2 separate regions of the Homo sapiens genome follow, and region 2 is linked to region 1. The links are chromatin loops, found by intact Hi-C in ENCODE. Cell type or tissue: Caco-2. All regions are shown on one strand. Links, peaks and the distances in the headings refer to the core of each region. The heading gives the core; the rest is flanking DNA. Region 1 holds the start of LOC105377162 (a long non-coding RNA gene). Region 2 holds the start of LOC124909396 (a long non-coding RNA gene).

Region 1 (12,723 bases), core at 2,603-10,602:
ACAGTGTCTCAGGTCAGGGCAAGGTGGCAGCTATTCCAGTGTGGAGCTGACAGCACCTCTGCACATTTAGCAGGCAACTCAGTGGGGACCTCTCACCTACCTCTAACCCCGGTACTGAGGAAGTTGCAACCCCTTGGGGATTGTCTGTATGCTGTGATTTGAGGTGCCCATGAGAAGAGGAAAACGACTTCCCCACTGCCAGCCAGGGTGGTACATTTTCACTTTGCATTGGGTGCTGCAAATTATGCAGCAGGTCCTGCCTGCAGGACCTGTCAGATCCTTTGATAAAAATGTGTAGCAGGTCAGAATGCAGACATGGGAGCCAAACTGCCTGGGTTCAGGTCATGGCTCCACCACATACTGCAGTTTTGTCCTTGGCTAAGTCACCTGACTTTTCGGAGCCTCTGTATTTCCTCCCTCTTTCTTTCCTTTCTTTTCCTTCCTTCCTTCCTTCCTTCCTCCCTCCCTTCCTTCCTTCCTTTCTTCTTTCTTTCTCTTTCTCTCTTTCCTTCTTTCCCCCTTTCCTCCCATCCCCTCCCATCCTGTCACCTCTCCTCCCCTCCCCTTTCTTTTCCACAGAATCTCACTCTGTCACCCAGGCTGGAGTGAAGTGGCGAGATCTTGGCTCACTGCAACCTCTGCCTCCCGGGTTCAAGCATTTGTCCTGCTTCAGTATCCTGAGTATCTGAGATTACAGGCACCCACCACCACGCCCAGCTAATTTTTTTTTTTTTTGTATTTTTAGTAGAGATGGGGTTTCGCCATGCTGGCCAGGCTGGTCTCGACTCCTGATCTCCAGTGATCCATCCACCTCGGCCTCCCAAAGTGTTGGGATTACAGGTGTGAGCCACCGTGCCGGCCTCTGTGTTCTCATCTCTAAAATAATGATTGTGAAGTTCCTACCTTGAGGTTTGTTCTGAGGATTCAATCGGGTAGTACATGTAAACTCTTGCCCTCCATGCAGTGAGTTTTAGCTAATACCGTGTTTCTTGTTTAATCCTTGTTTCCCCCAGAGTCTGCAATGTTCCTGGGGCAGAACTGTCTGTCTGGTGTCCTGCTATGATCCTGGTGCCCAGCACCATGCCTAGAATAGATTAGGTACTCCATGAGCACTTGTTGAATGAATGACTCTCCAAGAGGGGGCTTCCCCCCACCCATACTCACCCCATCCGCTTTTTATCCAGAGAACCTTACAGAATCAGTGTCCTGCAGACTGCACATTTAGGGAACGCTGAGCTTGCCTGTGGCGCAAAACACCTCGCAGGTGCAGGCAGCAGTATCAGTAGCCTTTGGAAGGTCCTTTCCCTCCTCTTTGTCCTCTGGGACTCGGTGTCTCATCCCTGCTGGGAATGGCTCTTCTAGACCGCCCACAAGCCAAAGCCAGGGCTTCATAACTCACTCTGCCTCCCCAGCCTCCCCTGTCCTTAACTGGACCAATCTGTCTGCTTGACATCGCGCTCTGGTTCGTTTTCTTCACAAAGCCCTCTCCTGTCAGTTGACAGATTCTCAACTGTCTAGGCACATTTTTCAATGTGTGCTCTTCCAGTGATTCCTCGGCCAGGTTTCTGTTCTTTTTCAACCTACTGAATTTTATAATTTCACAATGGTTTACCTCGCCTTTCATGATTCTTCTCCATCTCCACTCTCCAACGTTTTTCCTGCGGGCTTCCAGCTTCTTGCCAATGAAGCCATGGGTTCTGGGGACCCTTTAAGGAAGCCTGATGTATTCAGCTATGTGGTGAACCACAGCCTTAACTGGGATGCCTCCAAAAGCTGGCCCTGAGACAAGGGTTGGGTGCAATTGTTTATCTGGAAAGCTACCCAGAAAGCAAGAGTGAGGGAGAAGGAGAGAGGGAAGAGAGAAAGGCTGCTAACCATGCCTTATTTTACTGCTTAGCCGCTGGGTAACTTGCAAGGCATCATAGATGTAGAATGTGCCTTTGCATTGTCCTTTTGTGGGGAGGAGAGGCTGGGGCATTTATCCACTGACTCTCACTCCCTTAATGTTGAGGTGTTGTCCCTGGGAAAATGAACATCCTTGCGCTTCTACCTGTGCCCATCAACTAAGTGGCTTTTCCCTGCTTTGGGGAAAACCTCTGCAAGTGTGCTTGAGGTGGGATTCTGGAAATGTCTGCCAAACTCTCCATCAGAGCTTCAGTGAAATCAGGTGGCCATGAGGATGTGATCTGGTGCACGCAGATGTCTGCTGTGGCTGGTCACACGCATAGGACTCCTTGAGTTTGGGATTGTCACTTGGGGTGCAGACTCCCTGAGCATACATTTCTTTGTCTTCTGTTTAAGCATCCAATTATTAAGGCTTTCTGCTGTCTTTGGGGCAGACTCCAGTCAGTTGGCACCCCTACCAGAAGGACTGTCAAGTCCCCAAAAAGAAAGCGAGGTCTAACCAGGCAGTTCTGTAAGTTCTGTCTCTGGTCATCAGGCTGCTGAGAGGGAAGGTGCTGGTGCTCTCAGATCATAGGAGGGAATGGGTCTCCCCATGACTTCCTTGGTCCATAACTGCATTTGGGTGGTGTCCTGGATGCAACTGTAATGCAAGTCACACTTTATGTATTGATGATTCTGAAGATGATGAGATGAATTAGATTATTTTCCTCCAATTGATCTATCTCCCCTGTCTTGTCCCTTAACATCCTGGGTGGATTTCATAGGTTGACTGCAACCTTTTTCTGCCTCACAGACTCCAATTCTCTCCTGCTTTTTCTGGAATGGATTTGAAAATCCTGTTTCTCATGGGAGTCCAACCAGGAATGAAATGCCTGGCTTCCCTTGCAAGCACCCCCAATCTCTACAAGCTACTCTCCTCTCTTAACTGGAGGAAAGAGAAGCAGTTCCCACCAGCAGTACCAACCCTGTTCCATCCCTGAGTCTGTTAATAAAAGTTGGAGGGGGGGAAGTAAGTGATCGTGGTTGGGCCAATTTGGGCACCTCTTAATATGCCTGGGTGGGCCAGGTGCAGTGGTTCATGCCTGTAATCCCCGCGCTTTACAAGGCTGAGGTGGGAGGCTGGCTTGAGCCCAGAAGTTTGAGACCAGCCTGGTCAAGATGGAGAGACCCCATCTCTACACATGCGCGTGCACACACACAAGCCTAGATGATGAACTCATGGCCTCTTAGTGGCTCCCTTTAGGAATGGGGTTTTTGTTTTTGCCTGGGGTCTGTAAGCTTGGATGGGAAGATTTATTTTTTATATTTGTTCATCTCTAGGTAAAAGCTGACATTTCTTTCTGTTCAAAATGTAAACACCAACCCCCCCATAGTATTAGTAGTGCCTATGACTTTGTTACCCTTCACAATCAGAAATCACACTACAGTTGTCACAGATATTTAAAAGTAACATTTTACACTCATCTCTATGTAAAAATTACAGTAGTAATTAGACTCATTGCTAGATCTTGTTATTTAATGTATTAATAAAGAAGAAACAAGAGTATTACTATATCATAAATTTGTGGGGGTTTTTTTGGGTTTTTTTGTTGTTGTTTTTTGAGACGGAGTCTCGCTGTCGCCCAGGCTGGAGTGCAGTGACGCGATTTCGGCTCACTTCAAGCTCCGCCTCCCGGGTTCACGCCATTCTCCTGCCTCAGCCTCCTGAGTAGCTGGGACTACAGGCGCCGCCACCACGCCCGGCTAATTTTTTTTTGTATTTTTGGTAGAGACAGGGTTTCACCATATTAGCCAGATGGTCTCGATCTCCTGACCTCGTGATCCGCCCGCCTCAGCCTCCCAAAGTGCTGGGATTACAGGCGTGAGCCACCGCGCCCGGCCCATAAATTTGTTTAATATTTTGACAGCTGTATCGTGAGTTCTCTGCAATCCTATGTATTTTGTTTTGTGCATTTAAAACCATTAGTTTGAAAAGGGATCGATTGCTTCACTGATACCAACAGGATTCATGGCACAAGAAAAGATCAGAAACTGTGCTTTGGAGCATGTGGGCTCTTTGTGCCTAATGTCTAGCTTGGGGCTTAGGCCACAATGCTAGGACTAAAGGAAAAGTCATCTTCAACTTCCTGTCACCCATAGGCAGAGGGACTCCATGTCATGGTTTGCCTGGGACAGTCCCTTTTACTCCAGCTGTCTGGACTTCATTATTCACATTGCTCCCTTTCATTCTTAAAGTCACCATGGTTTGGAGTAGGTGGAGTGGTCATTCACACGTTTGTGGTAAGATTGGAAGAATCTCTTGCTTACCTAGTGCCTGAAATCCCACTATTGTTTTGGGTTAAGCATTGCAATAGGATCTTGCTTAAAATGCAGAGTCGTGTGATTGATTGTGTGTATGTGCACTCACTTGTGTGGGTGTGGGGGGAATGGGTGAATACCATGAGTCCTAGTTTGAATTGGTTTTTCAGATTGCATTCCTGAATAGTGGGGAGGACCTGGACAAAGTTAAACCCACGAAGTGGGGAGGGGGATCCATGGGAGGAAGACGTTTGGCCTCTCTCAGCCCCACGAGGTCCCCGAGGGAGAGTTCCCAGACTAGGCTGGCCTCGGACCCAAAGCAGACAGATGAACCTTGTGACTTTTGGCCCTGGGCAGGCGCCTAAGCTTGGCTGTGAACTTGGTTTTACTCTGATGGTGAGAAAAGCCCAGGTAATATGTGAGCCCCTCATAAGAGCCAGTATTGCTCCCTGATACTCTCCTGGCAAACCCTCATCCTTCCCACAGTCCCTTCCAAGCAAGAGGAGGAGCACCAAGACAGGAAAGGCACCTGAGGAGGGATCAAGTCCCAGATCCCAAAGGGACCCCTCCAGGCCTTGAACAATTTGCTCATCACACTGATCGAGCCCTCCTGGGTTCCAGTGCTGCCTCCTCTCCTCCCGAGTGTCCTTGGGTGAGGTACCTTTTTGAGCCTCAGTTTCCTCATCTGTAGAATGGGGGTAAATAGTAACCATTGGGGAGTGTCCCAACTGAGACCAATGCCCCCTCATATAAGGATACTTCCAGGAGGGCTGATTTACAAAGGAGCCTGGTGTGGGGGAAGAGTAGGGAAGGTGCAGTCTCCCACAGTAGCCATGTTTCTAGGCCAGGAGGGGACAGCAGGAGGGAGCAGATACTAGAAATGGGAGGATGGGTCCCATACGGAAGGCTGCTGTGAGACGATCAGTGACTTCTGGTGGAGGGACAGGTCCAGCAGAAGTCAGGGAAGGTACCAGGGGGATAAGTACCCCAGCCTCAACCTTCTCCCTCCCTCCACTTTCCTGCCAGGGCTGTTCAACTGGTCCAACCAACAGGATGCCAGAGGCAAGAAGGCACGTTAACATAGCGCTCGCCAGTCAGACTTCTGGGCACAAAGCAGGGTGGAGAAGGGCAGAGCATGGACCTGAAGGGCAGCAGAAGCCCACCCACATGTGATCCTGTAGCTGATGGCTGAGCATTAGCCCACTAGAGCCTCGCAATAGCCCCATTCCTCATTCAGGGGCTGGCACATAAAAGTCTCATTAAATAGTCACCAAATGAATGAATGAATGCATACCTCCTACCTGCTAACAGAAGTGCCTGTGCCAGCTCCTTACTATACTGTGAACCCCAAGAGAGAGGTGTTGGGGCCAAGAGCAGCCTGAATCTACCCTGTGGCTGGCCATGAGGAAGGTATTGGACGGAACTGATGAACTTGCTTTGTGTGGAGTGTGGATGCCAAATGGCCTTGCAATGTGAATCCTTGGGACCCCACAGGCCACCAAGAACACAGAAAACTTATGTTCAAGTTCCCTTTCTCTGTTGATGTGAAGGCTATATTAGTCCATTTTCATGCTGCAATGAAGAAATACCCGAGACTGGGTAATTTATAAAGAAAAAGAGGTTTAATGGACTCACAGTTCCACATGGCTGGGGGGTCCTCACAATCATGGTGGAAAGTGAAGGAAGAGCAAAGGCACATCTTACATGGCGACAGGCAAGAGAGCGTGTGCAGGGGAACTGCCCTTTATAAAACCATCACATCTCATGAGACTTATTCACTATCTTGAGAACAGCAGAGGAAAAAGCCACCCCCATGATTCAGTTACCTCCCACCATGTCCCTCCCATGACATGTGGAGATTATGGGAGCTAAGATTCAAGACGAATTTGGGTGGGGACACAGCTAAACCATATCAGAGACAGAATGGAAGCTTCTTGGTGTGGGAATTCCAGAAGGCACAGGCAAAGCTGGTTTGTGTGGCGTTTTCAGGGGAGCCTAGATTCTACAATTTCCTTGCAGTGCTAGTGGGGAATGGCACAGAAAACCCACTGCAGTCCAGCTTTCCTTCTCTTCTTTATTACTCTTAGAGTAAGCTTATAGAGGTCATATAACTTTATTGTAAAGAAAACCAAATCAGCAATCACAAATAAGCAGAAAAGAAACAATAAAAAATGATCACTGTCATATAATTGATTAATATTTTGGTGCATATCTTTCTAGATTCTTTTCTACTCTGGCTTTCTTTTTATCAGGATCCTGTTGTTTCCAACCAAAGCCAAAATAGCTAACATGCTGGCTGAGCACGGTGGCTCACATCTGTAATCCCAGCACTTTGGGAGGCCTAGGAGGCGGGTGGATCATTTGAGATTAGGGGTTCAAGACCAGCCTGGCCAACATGGTGAAACCCTGTCTCTACTAAAGATACAAAAATTAGCCAGGTGGTAGTGGCATGTGCCTGTAATCCCAGCTACTCGGGAGGCTGAGGCAGGAGAATAGCTTGATTGGAGGTGGAGGTTGCAGTGAGCCGAGATTGCACCACTGCACTCCAGTCTGGGCGACAGAGTGAGACCCTGTCTCAGGAAAAAAAAAAAAAAAAAGCTAACATGCTTTAAGCACTTTTTCTGTGCAGGTATGGTGCAAAATACTTTACATGCACTAGCTCATTAGATTCTCATTTTTTTAATGGCGGCACAGAGAGGTTAAATGACTTGTCCAAGGGCACACAGCTAGTAAGTAAGGAAATTGGGATTTGAACCTAGGCAGGCTGATTCCAGAGCCCCCATTCTTATATGGGCTGATTGCAAACCAGGTAAGAGATAGCTAGTTTTTCGAAGATCCCATGCCACTGTCTCCTAAGTGACATGGTGCCAGCTAGTGCAATATTAATCACTGCAGCATACAGCCAAAAAAAACTTTTCAGCGCCCCAGTTGAGAAATGAACACTGAACCACAGCGCCCCCTGGCTTACATAGTAATTCTGATTGGCTCACTCTAGGGTCACACTGGCCAGCAAAAATTCAAGACAAACCTTTATTGGGCATCTACTATGTGGCGAGCTCTCTGCCAGCCATTGGGTGTAAAAAGTAGAATAAGGTATAGCTTCTGCCCTCCAGGTATTCTTGCATAGCCAGGAGAGACGCACCTAGAAGACGCACAATAGACGCACCTTCTATTGTGTCAATAGAAGGAGAGCTATGCTCTAATGGAGGGTGTGTACCCGCCAAAGCCCTGCAGACACTATGGGGGAAGGGACTTTCACAAGATCACAGAAAGATCAGGTTTCTGCTCTCACCTCCCTTGAGGCCCCCTCCTCTGATGCCACCTTGAGCTCCCTGGCCTGGCCCCAGTGATAAGATTTCCTTTGGTCCTTCCTCCCTCCAACTGAAACGTATGTGTCTTCCCACTTTTTCTCTCAGCGTGCTGCCAGATGGCCATCTCGCTAATCTCAGAACCTCATTCAAAATCAGGGGGTAATGACTTCTGAGTTTTAACAAGAGCTTTCAGAGCTGAACACCAGGAATCACAAACACAGATGCCCACGGGTTAGGCCGATAACATCAGCGCACTCAGCAGACCAGTATTTGGATGTTAAATATGCAGGAATATTCTTTACTTGCACAAAGAGATATACTCTCACCTATTTTTTTTTTCCTGAAGCACATTGTCCTTTGAGTCTATCTTTTCGTTTTCTATTCATTTTTAATAAATATTAAATACAGCTAACATGCTGTATTTAAATGAGAAATATAAATATTTCTCTACCAGAAGAAAAAAAAATAACAGCACAGCTGATGATAAATGCTAATATTTGGTGGAAAACCAAAGGGACTGGTGACTTAAGGTTCCCTAGGGCAGGCTCTGAGACTTAGGTTCCTCGAGGGCAGGATTTGAATATAAGCAGTTGATTTGGAAGGTGATCCAGGAAATGGCAGCCAGTCAATAAAGGGTGTGAGTTATGGTGAGTTAAACCACTGTGGGCAACTGTGACACAGACTCCAGAGGCCAGCGTCAAAGGTGCCCTTCAGCTGCCCATCTGTGAAATGGGTATTTCTCCATCAGCTCCCACCAGTCATTCATTGGGGTTGCTGAGGATGCTTTAATTTTTCCAGTGTCTCTGGTCTACAATGCGTGTGTGCCAAGCAGGCAAGTCCTCAGGCGAAAGACTACAGGCCTTGGGGATTGGAAGTCAGGCCATCAGACCTCCAAATGGCAAGATCCCAGGACCCAATAGCATTTGCCATAGGCACTGATGATGGTGAGCTGAAGCACGCTCACTCCATCTAAAGGGACAATGTAGCATCCGCTGAATTTCACCAAGGAAGATGTGGACCTAGGGTGGTCAGACCTTCAGCTTTCTCAAGAAAAGCTAGTCCTTTAGATTTTTATGTGAAATTTCTCAACATGTAAATGTTGACAATGAATTCAAATTTTTAAAAATGCACTATAGGAGCCAACCAAAGCATGTCTGTGGACTGAATCTGGCTTACAGGCAGCGAGATGATGAAATCCAATCTACTCTGAAGGCTGATCTTGGCTCCAGACCGTTCTTGCTCCAGACAAGATCTGAAGATGAATTTTGATAAAGGAAAGTGAATGTTTTAGTCAGGAGTAGACTGCATTGATGTAATAAAGGGACCCCCAAGTACAGTGGTGGTAACCAGACAGAAGTGTGTTTCTTTCTCATGTAACAATCTGGAGGTTGGTGGGTGGTTCAGGACATTTCTGCTATATGAGGCTGTCCAGGGACTAGGTTTCTTCTATCTTGTTGCTCAGAGTGTTGTCTTCCTCCACGGGGGTCAAAACTGGCTCCCCAACTTCTTGTCCACATTCCAGCCAATAGGAAAGGAGAAAGAGAAGCTTAATCATTTTAAGGGTCAGATCTGGTCATTGCACAGTTCATGTCCTCTCACATCCCATTGGTGGGGACTTAGTCACATGGTCATGTCTGGCTGCAAGGGATGTTGGGAAATGTAGAATGTGGTCTCTCTCTGTCTCAGTAGCCATAAGGTTCTGTTTAAACTTAGGAATTCTGTTTCTATAGAATTAGGGGAAGACCAATATTAGCAACAAGAAGCCTCTGCCACCATGGAAGAAGGATCTGGAAAGAAGGATGGGATCTCAGCCTGATGGCAGGTCTTACCCAAGAGGGAATTTTTTTCTCAGGAGAGTGAAGAAAGCCTGGCTTTCCTCATCAGCTCTCTTTGTGTTGAATTCATCAGTCATGACAATCATTTGAGAAACCTTAGAAGATCATCCCAAACCTGGAAAAAGTCAGTTACATTAGGAAAGGAGTGAGCATAAAGAGCACCTACTAGAGAGAGGGTCCTTTCACACACATGACCTCATGTAACCTTCACAATCATGCCATGAGGTGGGTAGTATTATCACCACCCCTATCCCCTTTTTTGGAAGAAAGGTTGAGTACCAGAGAAGCAGGGGTGATATTCAAACTCTTTAATTAGGGTTAAGGTATGGGGGCTGACCAATCAGAGCTGCCATACAGATTTGTTTTATCAGAGAAGTAAAGGCCTTGGTCAGGATTTGAAATGAGGCTCATATGACTGCAAAGCTCACATTCTTTTCACCGCAATTTGATTTCCTTATGCCAGCTGCTTCCCCAGAGACAGTGACACCAACTCTTCTGGGTTGTTGAGAGGGTAAACAAACCGTGATGAATGAATCTCCTCTCCTAATATGAATGCCTTATTGTTGTTATTCTTCATGCCCTGACAGAGTATTTACAGCCTCTGCTGTTGCTCTGCTTCTATCTGGTGGATTAAGGAAAGTCACAACTCACAGCCCTAGTGGAAAGTTACAACTGGGATTTGAGCTAACGAAGAGTTGAAGACTCAGCAACAGGCGCTTGGCTTCACTATTAACCTGGACAAGGCCATTAACTCGCCTGTACTTAATTGGCTTGTTCTGTGACACACTGTTGCCCCAGAAACACCCATATGGGTGTACCCCACATTAAAGAAGCCCGCTCTATGAAAACCGAGACTTGTTGAAAAGATAAATGGGAGTTAATTATTTAATTAACCACAAAAGACTTTGCTCTGAAAAATGGGATTTCTGGATAGCTAGTTTCAAAATAATACTGAAAATTTTGATTCTGGGAGAAAGGGAGGATACAAAAATGTGTCAGTTCTTTTTTGGTCCATCTGGGAATGTTCTGGAATAGATTAGATTTCAAGAACTCTGTAATGATGCTTCAGAGGGAACTTGTGAAATCTGAATTGGGTTGGGGGTTGTTTATGGTGGATATATTTGGGGTGCCTGCCAAGGCCCTGTCCGACCTCTGAGAGTCTAGTCCCTCACCACCTAATGGAAGGAGGAGGTATGTCTAAGCCGTCATGTCTATGCCACCTAACTCCATCCCCCCATCTCCCACTACTGACTGTATCAAAAGTAAACTCCTCACCAGGAACCAATCCATAGGCCCAGTCTGTGAGCCAACCAACTTGTCTGTCAAATGTGTGAACTAAGAGACACATAACTACACTTAGATAGTGCTTGGCATTTGACCTGAAAGATCATGTACAGCCGGGTTGGGGCAGTGACTTTAATGCTGTGTACTGTCTCTTAGGAAGGCAGAGAGAAGGCATGCTAGTCTGTAAAGGGAAAAGGGGACTGAGTTGACATGCAGTGGCGGGCCTGGCTATCTTGATCTCCCGTTGCTGGGTGCCCACCGGATTGCCTACTATATACTTTGAATAAGCACGTCTGGAGCCCCAGTCAATGAGGATTTCAAACTGATCTCAACTTATCCACCTTGATCAGGAATAAGACCTTATTTTTATTCCACTCACTACTCTCAGTGGGTTCAGTGGTCTCAGCTGGTCACCTGTCCAAGAAGGCTTTTGTCCTGCCCATTGTTGTGGGGTGGGCATGATGGGGGGAGGGTGTTAGCCATGGGACATGTCACTGCAAACTGGATGATTATTGAGGTCTGGTGGTCCTTGCCAGACAAGAGAGATGATTTGGTTGTGACTGAAGAAATCCCAAGCTCCTTGGAGCAAACCTAGTGGAGCCTGTGATTTTCATTCTCCCACTGTGCTGCCCGGGAGTAAATGCAGTCCTTGCTTTATTTCCCTACGGAGTAACTGACTCGTTTCTTGCTGAGCAGGCTGGGGATAGCAGTTGGGGGAGAGAGGTTTTTAGGATGCAGCAGAGAAATTTGATGAGTACAGAAGTATGGTGTGAACCCACCATTAAATGCCCCAAATGTTACTCTACCCCATTATCTTAGGCGGTTCTATTCTTTGCAACCAAACGTGGCCTACAACACATCAACACAATAGTCTTCTATTGCTTTCCCTCCCTTCCCTCTTGAATTTCTATAGGTAGCAGAAATCCAATCTTACTACCCAGGAGTCCTGGGAATATCATATCCAAATTTACACTGCGGCCCAATCAAAATCCATCATGCCTAGGGGTTTAGCAATGGGGCTTTGTATATTCATAAGTCATTAGAGAAACAACCAACTTACATTCCACTATTATGAGAGTTTCTTATAAAAGGGGTTGGCTATCCCTTTGTCCCCTTCACCTAATCCCTTTCTCCTTTTTAATTCCACCTGGTTGAACCACCTCTATTTGCCAGGCATTTCCCCTTCAGTTAATAGTATCCATTGTGCAGGCTTTACTCATGTTTTCGATATGCCAGCCATTGTGCAAAATGATTTGCAGGTAGCACGCTGTTCAATTGTCACAGGCCCCTTCATTGCAGCTACTAATGACGATTCCCATTTTACAGATGGGGAAATTGAGAGGCTAAGTCATCCATCTGACTCCATAGCCTGAAATTTTTTGGCCACTCTGCTTTACTACTGCTCTGGCTTCCCTGGGTTTCCTTCTGCCATTTTCAGTAACTAGGGGAGAGAAGGTCCAGGTGTCCTGCCTGGCAGCAGGGCCCCCGGAACTTGGCTCTTTTCTGGCCTCCTTTCCAGCTAGCACAGCTGCCAATCTGGAACACAGCCCTTTCCAAGAAAGCCCAGGAGAGAAGCCAAATGTTGACTCACCTGCCAGACTCGGGGATGCTGCTGCCAAGATGCCTCAGGGCCTGTGCAGGAGGGCTGGCAGGGCTGGCCCATTGTGGGGCCTGGCAGGGGCAGCTTCAAAGGGCCAGGCCTTCTTTCCTGAGTGCTTCAGGTTCCAGAGGCTAAAGAGATCCAGATGGGTTCCTCCCCTCCTCCTTCTGCCCCATCCTTCAGCCCTGGAAGTTTCTGAAAGAGAATGTCTCCTCTACATCTCCCCTTGGGTGGCAGGCAAAATTCTAAGGAAGCACGCAAGACTTTCTGCCGTCTCACCCCACCCCACTGTGTGTACCCTGCTTAATCCCCAGACCTGTGAATATGCTGGATTTTGCTCCCATGATTAGGTGATGTCCTATGGCACACTTGATCCTAAGAAGGGGAGATTATTCAAGGAGGCCTGATCTAATCCTAGAGTTTTCTCTGACTGGTGGCAGAAGAGGAAGTGAGAAGTTGGAAGCAGGAGAAGAATTTGACCCAGGCTTTC
Region 2 (12,723 bases), core at 1,832-9,831, 76 kb before region 1:
CAGCCCCCCAAGTACCTGGGACTACAGATGTGTGCCACCGTGCTGGGCTAATTTTTGTATTTTTGGTAGAGACGGGGTTTTGCCATGTTGCCCAGACTGGTCTTGAACTCCTGAGCTCAAGCAATCTGTCCACCTCGGTCTCCCAAAGTGCTGGGATTACAGGCATGAGCGACCACGCCCGGCAGTTTGAGAGTTCTTTATAAATTCTGGATACAAGTCCTCATATGAGTCTTTTTTTTTTTTTTTTTTTTTTTTTTTTTTTTGCATGCCTCATAGTCTTTGATTGGATGCCACACTTTGTGAATTTTACCTTCTTAGGTGCTAGATATGCATTCTTATATATACTCTTGATCTTTGTTTAGGGATGCAGTCCAGTGACATGGAAGTAGTTTGATCCTTATGGGTCTTGCTTTGTAATTTGTTAGGCAGGTCTGGAGTGGTGCTCAGTCTAGGGCAAATTATTCCCCAGTGCTGATATTCCTGAGTGCTCCACCATGCCTTATGAATTATGAGTTTTTCAGCCTGGCTGATTGAACTCACACTGTTCCCAGTGTGCGTACTGAGGACTCTTCTCTCTAATGTGAGTGTGTGTTTTTTTTTTTCCTTGAGACAGTCTTGTTCTGTCACTCAGGCTGGAGTGCAGTGATATGATCTCAGCTCACTGCAACCTCTGTCTCTCGGGTTCAAGTGATTCTCCTGCCTCAGCCTCCCGAACACCTGGGATTACAGGCATGCACCACCACACCTGGCTAATTTTTTGTATTTTTAGTAGAGATGGGTTTTCGCCATGTTGGCCAGGCTGGTCTCGAACTCCTGACCTCAGGTGATCCACCCGCCTTAGACTCCCAAAGTGCTGGGATTACAGGCATGAGCCACCGCACCCAGCCCCCTCTCATCTTTTCAGATGGTTCTAGAAGAGGGCTCTCCTCTCTCTCTCCAGATATCCAGCGTTCTCTGTGCAGCTCTCTCCTCTCTGGAGCTCTGTGCTGCAAATGTTAGCTGCCTTGGTCACCCCAAGTCCTCAGCCCTGTCTTTGAACTCCATAACCCCCTGGGTTCTGCCTTGATTGTCCTTCCCTACATAGCATGGAAAGTCTTTCAAAGCAGTAGATCTCACCTTGTTTTCTGTCTCTCAGGATCACTGTCTTTCATTGCCTGAAGTTCAGAGTTTGGAAAGCCATGGTTTTGTGTATTGCTCCCATTTTTCTGCTTTGGTTATGTCTGACGGGAGAGTAAATCTGGTCCCTGTTAATCCATCGGGATTGGAAGTGTAATTCTCCATTAATAGTTTAAATATGGGTTTTCCCACTTGAGTTTAAGCTGCTGGGGAGGTAGGGTCTTGTTAACACTGAATCATCAGTGTCCGTATTCTCAAGCACTCCATAAATATTTGTTGAATGAATGAACAAATAAGATAAACCAATTTGCTTTGAGGAGGAAATGAAATCTCATCTATTAATCTCAGTAGCATCATTAATTTCAAGAAAGGGTATGATGCTTTTTACTTAGGGTTTGTGAAGGTTGTGAATGTTTGTACTTTTCCAGGTTGTATTAACATGATCCTGGGGTGACTACGGCACTTAAAATGCTTGTGAACTCCTGAACACTATAACTGCTTTGTTGGAATGTGTTCACAAGACTTCTCTCAGCTTCCCTGGAGAGCTTCCAAATCCTTATGACCATTGAAAATGCATTTCTTCTCACTAGTACATTATCTGAAGCCAGTTTGAAAAAGTATTATCTGTAACTCCCCTCATTTACTTCCACTGAAGTCAAGCCAGTTAAGCAAATCCTCTCGTCTAAAAATTTAACGCCATGGAAGTTTTCTTCCTTCCATCAATTTTTGTTCTTAGGAATCTTGACAGGATCTACTTCAGTGAGACTTGTCTTGGGTAGAAAAACCTGTTATTCCCTTCCTCAAAGAATGAGCAAACATGATCCTTCCCGGACATCCTCAAAGCCAGGCAGCTCATTAAACAACCCTCATGAGTATTAAAGACAACGTGAGTGAGCTCCTTAATTTCAGAGTCCGTGTCGGCAGTGTTTCTCCTACCCTTTCTTTGTTCATGGAGGTTGAAGCTTTGTTATATCACGTTACTCTGTCTTTGTTTAAGATGGGCTGAGAACACTATACTACACTAGCTCAGTAACCCAAAACACCTCCAGAGGTGCTGCCTTTCATTTATTTTTTTAAACTAGACAACCTGCCAGGCAACTTTAGGGATCTCCTATAACCATATGGGTTTCCCAAAACTCCTAGATGATGGGAGAAAAAAATAAGTTGGGGCAAGAATAGGGAAGAGACCCAGTGACTGCCTAGTCGCAGCTCAGTGGGAAAAACCAAGACTTTGCAGTTGACAAGAGGCAGCCTCCAATTCAACCCAGCTCCACTGTAGCTGGCTCACGAGGGGGGGACTCCAAACGACACCTTTCCCTTCATCTTAGAAACGGGGCTGGGCGCGATGGCTCATGTCTGTAATCTCAGCACTTTGGGAGGCCGAGGCAGACAGATCACTTGAGGTCAGGAGTTCGAGACCAGCCTGGCCAACATGGTGAAACCCTGTGTCTACTAAAAATACAAACAACTTACCTGGGGGTGGTGGCGGGCCCGTGTAATCCCAGCTACTCGAGGCTGAGGCAGGAGAATCACTTGAACCTGGGAGGCGGAGATTGCAGTGAGCCGAGATTGTGCCACTGCACTCCAGCCTGGGCGACAGAGTGAGGCTCTGTCTCAAAGGAAAAAAAAAAAAAAGGAATAGATGAGATCAGGCGCGTTCAGGGTGGTATGGCCGTAGACAGAAATGGAAATAGAACTGCTTTTATTGCTGGCCTTCCAGTGCTAGGAGACTGTATGTTCAAAGCACTTTTATAAACTGGAAAGTGTTAAACCAACGTAAGGGTTTATTATTATTGTCTGACTTCCCAGAGCTGAACAGGGCTCTATTTAGCTACCTAACAACAGGTCGCTGGGGGAGCCGGCACTGTGAAAATGAGTCAGCCCTGTTAATCTCTACAGAGGCCGGCTAGTGGTAAAAGTCTACACAGTTCAGCAGATTAGATAGAAATATTAATTATGCCAATGAATCACAGCACTGCCTCATCTTCTAGGCTTGCATTATCATTGACCTATTTTTCTATGTTCTGTCTCTCTTGTCCCATTATCCTTGAAGAATAATCGGAGGCCTTGCTGTGGGCATGGCCAGGTTTTAGGTGCCGGTAACTAAGCTGGTATCACCTTTCACTGGCACAAGATTAATCTGCAAATGAGACAAGAGTGCTCCCTACCACATTCTAAATTGGTTGACAGCTGGGGAGCGGTTTTCACACCTGCTAATGAAAAATCCACTTTGGTTACGTGGATCAAATTCTATTATTAATACCAAGAATTGGGAGGAGTAGAGAGAGGGCCATATTTAAGACTTTATAAAATTATTTAAAAAAAAAAACCAGACTCCTGGATATCTACTTTGTTACAAAGGGATTTTTATTACTTTATATGTTATAACTGGAAATTGACTTATATAGTCAATGATGACAAAACAGATATCTCTAAAATAAATGGAAATGAGTTTAAAACTTAGTATAGGAATAAAATTATAAATATACATCAGATCCTAAGAGTGTATTAATTATAAAATCCTTAAAGATGCAGAAACCACCCCCCCCCCCCAATGTATCAAATGACCTGTCATGGAATGTCATTGCATGTCAGGTAAATTCAAATGAAGCTTCATAAACGCAAATCTCTGATTGTTTGGTCAGGGGTCTCCATTAGAGCAAATGAAAGATTGCAAATGTTTCTCTAACATCATTCCATCTAAATCCCTGATGGAATTTTTGTGATCTGCTGCTTTTCTCTCCTGTTTTCTGAGTGTGTTATATATAGTTTCAATCCATACCAAATGAAGGAAGCATTGATTAGACTTGATTTAAGGCAGCAAGTGATAAATGCAGCTGGAAATTGATTCATGTCTCTCAAGTGACTGGGGCACAGCCATCCACAGTTGACACAACTCTTGTCTCAAGGCTGGAGAAAACAAACAGGCAAACACATGTCAAACAGATAAATGACTTTGCTGTTTTGAGCTCTCCGGGGAGGCCATTTGTTTCTTAGATAAGGAAGACTGCTTTCCAAAGTCATGAAAAGATAAGTTAGAGGAAAAGGATGAATGTGGGATTGGATGCCCAAGCACTGGGAAGAAAACAACAGGATTTACCTCTGGGAAGGGTCTTGCTTCTTTTCCCTCCAACATGCTGGGAGCAGTACTCCAAATGCTCTGTCTCCATATTTTAAGTGTTCATAGTGGTATGTTGGTGTCTTTGAAGCTATTTCCCAAGAAACATTTCCTGACTGCTCTTATTGGAGTGAGTATTCAGGAGAAGAATTGGCAAGAACAGCTAAGACTTGTGAGCCCGGCTTGGTCTGAAATAGTGATAGTTCCAGTAGTTTGACCACCAGCCCAGAGGGCCCCTGGAAACAATAGTCCCATTGCAATCCAGTGCCTCTTGTAGAGCCTCGCCCATAATACAAAATATTGCATTTGTGTTTCCCCTACATGCTTTGTGTTTTCCCATCTTGATGTTTGCTCCTGCGTTGCTCTCCCGTTTCCCTTGCTGATAGTTTGCATGTTTAAATCTCACCCATCCTTCAAGGCCCCCATTCAACTGCCACTTCCTCCAGGAGGTCACCCTTCATTGCTCTGGACTAGAAATAAATTCCCTCCTCTGAACTCCCAGAACAATTTGTAATGGTCTTAGAGTATTTATTGCTCCCTGTGGGGTAAATATGCGTGTCCTATCTTATTTACTAGAGCACAGACTTAAGTATCTGTTTCAGCTTTGGATCCCACACAACGTTCTGTCCACACAACACCTTCAGACGACACTTGTTGAATGAAAAACTAGGCAACTGGAGAGCTCAAATGAATAAATGGCATCAAACACTCGACAGCTCTTTACTAGCTAGTAATCCCCACCTAGCATCGGCCGTGTTGCCTTTCTTTGGTTTTCTTTTGTTTCATAAGTCTTGATTCTCTTATCTTTTGAATATGACTTCTGCCAACATTCTAAGCAGGAAGATCAAGTGTGTCTTTCTTCTTCCTCCTTCTTCCGGGTCTGGGGTCCTCATCTCCTGGCCTAATTGGCACATATGTTCAATCTTTTCCTGTTGCTGTCCCTCCTCCCCAACCCTGAATTCCCAGCGTTCTCCACTCACTGCCCCCTAGGCTGGCAGGTGGAAGATTAGTTGGTAGAGAATATGAAAAGTACCCCCTCTGGGCAGTGCCCCTGGACATGGTGGACATTATCCCAGTGAATCAGGGCCAGGTCCTTCTGGAAGAGCCTTAAATCCAAGGCAAGCCAGAATGATCGGAGCAGGAAAGAGATTCTTATCTTCTAAAGCAGTGGGTTCCAGAGTTCTGTATTGATTTCTACAAAATTAAAATTAGAAACAAAACCAAACAGGGTAGCGTGCAGAGGGTGCTGACATAAGGCTGCCGACTTTTCATTCTGGATGTGCATCTCTAACCCAACCCAGGCAGTATTCTACTGAAACAATCCTTTCATAAAAGCCTGTTAATGCCAAAAAGTAGAAGGATAGTATTTAGAATAAAGATTAGCCCTCTAAATTGGACATAATTAGCTTTAAGAAAAACTCTCGGCTGGGTGCAGTGGCTCACGCCTGTAATCCCGGCACTTTGGGAGGCCGAGGCAGGTGGATCGAAGCCGAGGACTGAGCTCAGCAGTTCGAGACCAGCCTGGCCAACATGGCAAAACCCCATCTCTACTAAAAATACAAAAAAATTAGCCGGACATGGTGGTGCATGCCTGTAGTCCCAGCTACTTGGGAGGCTGAGGCAGGAGAATCGCTTGAACGCTTGAAGTTGGGAGGCAGAGGTTGCAGTGAGCCGAGATTATGCCACTGCACTCCAGCCTGGACAACAGAGTGAGACTCCATCTCAAAAAAAAAAAAAAAGAAAAAAAGAAAAAAAAAGAACAACTCTTTCTCCTGAGAAACCACAGATACCTTTTCAGTTTCTCTATTTTTCTTTGTAGAAACATGAGTAAACACATGTAGTTTTTAAACAAAATTTGAATCATATACTACATAAATTTATATCCTTCTTTCTCTTAACATGAGGTCCTGTTTCCCATGTCATCAAATAACCTCCTGAAATATAACACTCATAACTGCATTTATTCCTATTGCACTGGCAGCAATTGCTCTCAAATGTAAATCTGATTAGCGAGGATTTTCCTGTTTTTGTAGTAAATTTGCTAAGCATGGATGCCTAGATCCTCTAGGTGCTTCCTCAGCAGCTCTTCCTCTGTTGTGTTATAGCAGCATAGTTTATTTCGTTTTACGTTATTATTTTTTACGTTTTTTTTTTTTTTTAAGAGATAGGGTCTCACTCTGTTGCCCAGGCTGGAGTGCAGTAATGTGATCAGAACTCAAGGGATCTTCCCACCTCAGTCTCCCGAGTAGCTGGGACTACAGATGCATGCCACCACACCCAGATGCATAGTTTATTTTAAAGACAATACAGTCGTCCCTCGGTATCTGTGGGAGATTGGTTCCAGGACTTCCTCAGATACCAAAATCCAGCGATGTGCAAGTCCCTTATATAAAATGGCATAATAGTTGTGTATAACCTACCTCCATTCTCTTGTATGCTTTAAATCATCTCTAGATTACTTATAATACCTAATACAATGTAAATGCTTTGGAAATTGTTAGTATACTATATTATTTTTAAAATATGCATTTTTTATTGTATTTTATTATTTATCTGAATATTTTCAGTCTGTGGTTGGTTGAAGTCATGGATGTGAAACCCCAGGATACGGAGGGCCAACTGCATCCCCTTGAATTACAGAAGAGACAGGAATGTAATAACATCTGTCATTTGTTGAGCGACTGCATGAAGCCAAGCGCTGTGCTAGGCTTGTTTGTCCTCAGCATGTCAAGCAGGGGCCTATCTCCTCTCACTCCTTCTTTTTTTTTTTATTTGAGACAGAGTCTCACTCTGTTGCCAGGCTAGAATGCAGTGGCACGATCTCAGCTCACTGCAACCTCCGCCTCCTGGGTTCAAGCAATTCTACTGCCTCAGCCTCCTGAGTAGCTGGGATTACAGGCGTCTGCCACCACATCTGGCTAATTTTTGTATTTTTAGTCGAGATGGGGTTTTGCCTTGTTGGCCAGGCTAGTCTCGAACTCCTGACCTCAGGTGATCCACCTGCCTTGGCCTCCCAAGATGCTAGGATTACAGGCATGAGCCACTGTGCCTGGCCTCCTCTCACTCCTTCTGTAGCCACAGATTCTGCCAATGGAAGGGACTTTGGGCATAGTGAGACCCTGTGGCTCTGCTCTTAGCTGACTGGATTGAGCTTGAACTTGACCCAAGGGCCGACTGTGGGGTCAGCTGGCCTGGAAAGCTCTACTAATCCAGGGGTTCTTGACTCTGGCTGCACACTTGAACCATCCAAGAAACTTTTCAAAAGTACCAATACTCAGTCCCCTCCACATACAGTGGAAATAGAATCTCTGAGGTTGTCTAAATAGGCAAGAGCTGGGATAATCCAAGTCCTGCTCCCGGAAATTTGAATTGGGAAATGAAGAGAGGATAAGGCCCTTGGAAGTTATTGAAGGTAAGAGATGCGTTAGGATAATCACAAGGTGAATCTGGAATCAGTCTTGCAAACTCGACTCAGGAAGGAGGAAGTGTGAGTTAGGAGGATCTATGTAATGGAGAAAAGATACAGGCGAGAGGGTGAAGACAGCAGCTGGTCATAGGAAAGGGAGTGGCTGGGCGTAAAAGGATGCAGACACGTGGAGTTGCTGTCATTACTCTGAAATGAACATTCACACACTGCTCCCCTGAGGTCCCAAAAGCAGTCATGGATGCCCATACCACCCTTTCATCAGTCCGAGGCTCCATAACGCCTGAGCATTAGGCCTGTGCTGACTTTTGGAGCTCAGAGGACATCCAGTTCCCTATTGCTGATCAAATCAGAGGCCTTTCTTATACGTAACAGGACACCTGACACAACTGCTTCAAACAGTAAAGAGGATTTATTAGTTTATGAACTGTAAAGTCCAGCAGTAGAATGGATTTCAGGAGAGGCTTAACCAGCCATCCAACAATGTGATCAAAGGCCCTATCTCCTGTTTCTCTGTACCACCATCTTCAGTGCTGAATTCATCCCAATTTGGACACCTTTCATGTCTCAAGATGGCTGCCAGCAGCCCCTGCAGCTACCTACTTTCTTGTTACCATCTGTCAGAAAAGAGATTATCTGTGTCCCAGCCTCCCCAGCAAATGTCCTCAGATTCACCCTGATTGGATGCGTTTGGGTAAACACTGAATCATTCATCACTGGCCACTGAAATGGGATGGCTGGTTGGCTTTGTCTGAGTCATGTGGCCATTCCTGGAGCTGAAGGCAAGGTCAGGGGGACTTTGGGAGATGGAGGATGGAGCACAAAACCAGTAAGGTTACTGATAAACGTCTACCACCCTTTTCACCAATGCTCCCATGTGCAGGGCTCAGCTCTCTCTTCAGAAGAGGAGTGGTGAAGTGACAGCTTCCAGCGGCCACACCTTCATCTCGAGATCCACCCCAGTGTTTGCGCTAAGGCCACACTCTTCCTGGCCTGTTCCCAGCAGCTGGCTGGTCATAGCAAGGTGCTGGAGCTGGGCCATTCCTGCCCAGTGAGTGACTCCCATCCTCTCCACACCTTCTTAAGCTTACACTGCACTGTGGGGCTCCTTCTCACACTTGTCTGTCTTCCTTTTGGTCTGCCCCCTGCCCCACTCCTGTTTCCTTTTCCCTTTATTCTTCCTTCACAGACATTGCACTTCTAATTCTATCTTGGCTTCTGCTTCCCAGCAAATGAAACTGACACATCCTGGTTTTCTGAGCTACTCTCTGAGTGTGCCTCTGATTTTCAGAGGAGCTCAGCTCAAACCCACTTGCTCCACAAGTGCCTGTGGGGCCGATACTGTCTCCAGTATACAGAAGGGGAAGCCAGGGTTAGAGGTTGAGTAGCTTGCCTGATGTCACCCATGCAACAAGGGGAGCCTTGGCTTCCGAACCCCATCTTTACCTCTCTGCAGCCCGTGCTCTCTACCAGCTGTAGACGCTGTTCCTGGTAGAGCCTGGTGAGGTGGCCTGAGTCTCTCAAGGTCACCCCTGGCTCAATGGAAGAGGAGAGGGTGCATCGCAGCGTGTGTTCCCTCCAGTCGGATTTCCTTGAATCACTCGCACCTGGGGGAAGGAAGATGAGGAGGGGGATTGTCGGTGGATGGGCAGGATCTCTGTACTGGGGGCGGGAGGGGCGTTGCCACGTTGAGCACCGACACTTGAGAAGTGACACGGCTTCGTTTGTACACAAACCATCCTGCATGGTGTTTAAAAACAAAGGGCAAAGTCAGACGTTGCTCGAGGGCCCGGAAAGCCAACTGCGAAGCAGGCGGGCAGCTCCCGGATGGCCCCGCGTTGCCCCTGCTCCCACGCTCCCGGATCAGTGAGAAAGCCTGCGCCCCGCCCTGAGAGCCAACCCGCTAATCCGCGGCATCGTCCACCAATGTGTCTAATGAGGTGGCATAACCACCCAGCTCTCCCCGGAGCCGCGCAGGGCCTCCTGGCTGAACTAGCGGGTGTAGCTCCGTCGGGTCCTCGGGCGTCGCGGGGCGGGGCGGGGTGGGGCCACTGCGCGTGCGCGCGGACCGGGCGGGGCGGGGCCCAGGGCAGGTGCCTGGAGGAGGGTCTCCCAGCGGCAGGGGCAGACGCCAAGCTTGCTGAGGCTGGAGTGTATGCTTAATCACAGTCGACTGAGGGGCTGTTTAAGAATTGTAAGAAGCTGTTCCAGGTGAAGTTCTGAGCAGAGCTACAGAAGGTCGCGGTCTGGAAGCTGCTGGGAGGAGAGGGGCGACATCAGTGGCTTTCGTTGGGGGAAGGCACCCGCAGGATTTCCTGGGATGGGGAAACAATAACCTGGAATACGAGGAGGCTGTCCTAGAAGAGTCAGATTGCCCACTCCCATCCCACCCCCATCCCCAAGCTGATGAAATTGGCGCGAAGCAGATCCCTAAATTCACAAGCTTATCTAATTCCTGCCAATAACACAGTATTTCTGTTTCTGCGGATACCTGGCTCTCGGGGCACATTGAAGCTTCACCTGGAGAGGATGGAACAGAGAAGACGATCAAAAACAGGGCCTTCCTGGAACCAAATGCCAATAACAGCCCTCAGGTGCCTAGCTAGCCCTTTACAGATTGCAAAGGGCTTTCTTCTACCTTGCCTCGTTTTCAGCAGGGGCAGGCAAGTGATCCCATTTTAAAGCGAGGAACCCGAGAGAGCTCAGGCTTTTCCCAGGTTGGGCACAGGGTGCAGTGGGAACTAAGGACTCAGTGAGTAGGGGTCACCCAGGGAGCCATGGAAGATCTCCCAAAGAAAGGATGAACAGGAGTTGGATGAGCAGAGGGACGTTAGGGTGGGGTGTTCATGTCTCAGGTGGAGAGATGTGGTGGGTGAGGGAACAAGATTGCTCAGGGTGGCTGAACACGGGAGGGTTAGCAGAGCTGGGGAATTGGGGGGCAACCCACGGAAAGACACATCCACTTGTGGGCCCAGATCAGCATTGTGTCACATTAAGAAAAAGGGAGAACTCAATTCACTATCCATAGTAATTGAAAAGCAATTGAATATTTATTGTAGCCTCTGGTGCACTTCATTTGTAAGGCACAGCCAATACAGCTGGCCCTCCATATCCATGGGTTCCACGTTCCTGGATTCAGCCAGCTGTGGGTGGAAAACCACTCAGAAAAAATAAAAAGGATAATTCCATACTGAACATTCACAGACTTTTTTTCGTGTCATTATTCCCTAAACAGTACCGTGTAACAACTATTTCCATAGCACTTACATTGTATTAGGTATTATAAGTAATCTAGCGATGACTGGAAGTATATAGGAGGATGCACATAGGTTATATGCAACTTCTATGCCAATTTTTATCAGGGACTTGAGCATTGGCAAATTTTGGTATCCTGGGGGTCCTGGAACCAATCGCTTGCAGATATTGAGGGACAGCTGCATTGTAAAAATCTTCTTTTTCTTTCTTTCATTCTCTTACTCTCTTATCCTAGCCACTGCCCCCAAAGATGCATCTTTCCCCTTCCAAATTTCCCCAGTTCTCCTTCAGACTCTGCCTTCAGAGGGTTCCTGCCTCTCCTCTCCTTCTCCCCTTCCGTGGCTGTGGTTTTAACCCTACAGTACCTTTTTAATTAATTAATTATTATTTTTTCTTTTTTGGGAGACAGAATCTTGCTTTGTCGCCCAGGCTGGAGTACAGTGGCACGATCTCAGCTCACTGCAACCTCTACCTCCTGGGTTCAAGCAATTCTCATGCCTCAGTCTCCTGAGTAGCTAGGACTACAGATGCACCCCAGCACACCCGGCTAATATTTTTATTTTTTTATTTTTAGTAGAGATGGGGTTTCATTATGTTAGGCCAGCTGGTCTCGAACTCCTGAGCTTAGGCAATCCACCCACCTCAGCCTCCCAAAGTGCTAGGATTACAGGCATGAGCCACCACCCCCGGCCTAACCCTACAGTACCCTTAGATTTCCTTCCCAGTATAAACTCTGCTTTCCCTGTGGCTTTTTGCACTTCGGAAAGTGGAAAGAGATTAGTGCAGGAGTCAGCAAACCAGGGCACTGAGGCCATATCCATCCCACTGCCTGTTTTTGTATAGCCTGCAAACTGAGGATCTTTTAATTTCTTTTTTTTTTTTTTTTTGAAACGGAGTCTCACTCTGTCACCCAGGCTGGAGTGCAGTGGCACAATCTCGGCTCACTACAACTTCTGCCTCCTGGGTTCAAGCAATTCTCTTGCCTCAGCCTCCCAAGTAGCTGGGATTACAGGTGCCTGCCACCATTCCTGCCTAGTTTTCTTGTAATTTTAGTATAGATGGGGTTTCACCATGTTGGCCAGGCTGGTTTCAAACTCCTGACCTCAAGTGATCCATCTGTCTCGGCCTCCCAAAGTGCTAGGATTACAGGCATGTGCCACCGTGCCCAGCCCAAACTGAGGATTTTTTTAAAAAAATTTTTAATGATTGAAAAGAATTTATGGAGATGTCTTTTCTCTTTTGTTATGTAGGTACTTACCTAATAGCCTTGATTCTGCCCCTTGGTCCATAAAACTTAGAATATTGTACCATCTGGACCTTTACAGAAAAAGGTTGCCAATCCCTGGTTTAAGAGAAGGGGTTTGTGAATACCTATCCAGTAGCATTTTGGATGCCTGGCCCATGGCTTCTGGGGTTTCCATGCCCTCCTGGGGGAGGCTGTGCAGAAAGCTGGGACAAGAGGAATGAGGCTGATACTACCCCGAATCCCACCACAGGGGTGGTCCCATGGCTCAGGTCTGGCCAATCAGAGTACCCTGTTCTTCTGGCCACAGTGATTGGTTCAGCAATAAGCAGGTGTCTCAAGCCTAGTCAATCAAAGTCCTCTTGGGGCTTTGGCCAGAGCTACTAGAAATGATACTTTTTCTGAGTTGGTAAGCTGGAAGGAAGCCATTATTCAGAGGATGATTATCTTTGTATCTATGTGAGGAAAACCTTTCTGGAAAAGAAATTGCATATACCAGAAAGCAGACATGGAAGGAAGAAGGGAGGAAGAGAGAGAGAGAGAGAGATTGACACATTTGACATTGTT

Evidence for each region. A loop is a pair of places that touch in the nucleus more often than their neighbours do. Peaks named below come from ENCODE experiments on the same cell type or tissue, not always from the same donor. Only the 100,000 strongest peaks of a DNase experiment are listed, where the experiment ranks them.
Region 2: it touches region 1 in a loop (2.6-fold over the local background); 5 of 110 quality-filtered maps call a loop at or near these places.

What each region holds. Positions count from the first base shown.
Region 1 is chr3:72,660,781-72,673,503 of GRCh38, reverse strand. The region is part of intron 5 of LOC105377161 (a long non-coding RNA gene); the gene reads left to right. It overlaps LOC105377162 (a long non-coding RNA gene), which reads left to right and starts at 9,255. Exons shown (of 2, transcript NR_135531.1): 1 at 9,255-9,574; 2 at 9,937-10,208. In Caco-2, for the core only: a CTCF peak has its summit at 7,183; a DNase peak (open chromatin) is centred at 7,150.
Region 2 is chr3:72,735,870-72,748,592 of GRCh38, reverse strand. It overlaps LOC124909396 (a long non-coding RNA gene), which reads right to left and starts at 9,687. Exons shown (of 2, transcript XR_007095963.1): 1 at 9,559-9,687; 2 at 8,052-9,265. It also overlaps a transcript of SHQ1 not described here. RefSeq lists an enhancer at 8,876-9,384. In Caco-2, for the core only: no CTCF peak of the experiment used is centred there; a DNase peak (open chromatin) is centred at 9,692; H3K4me3 peaks cover 716 bases.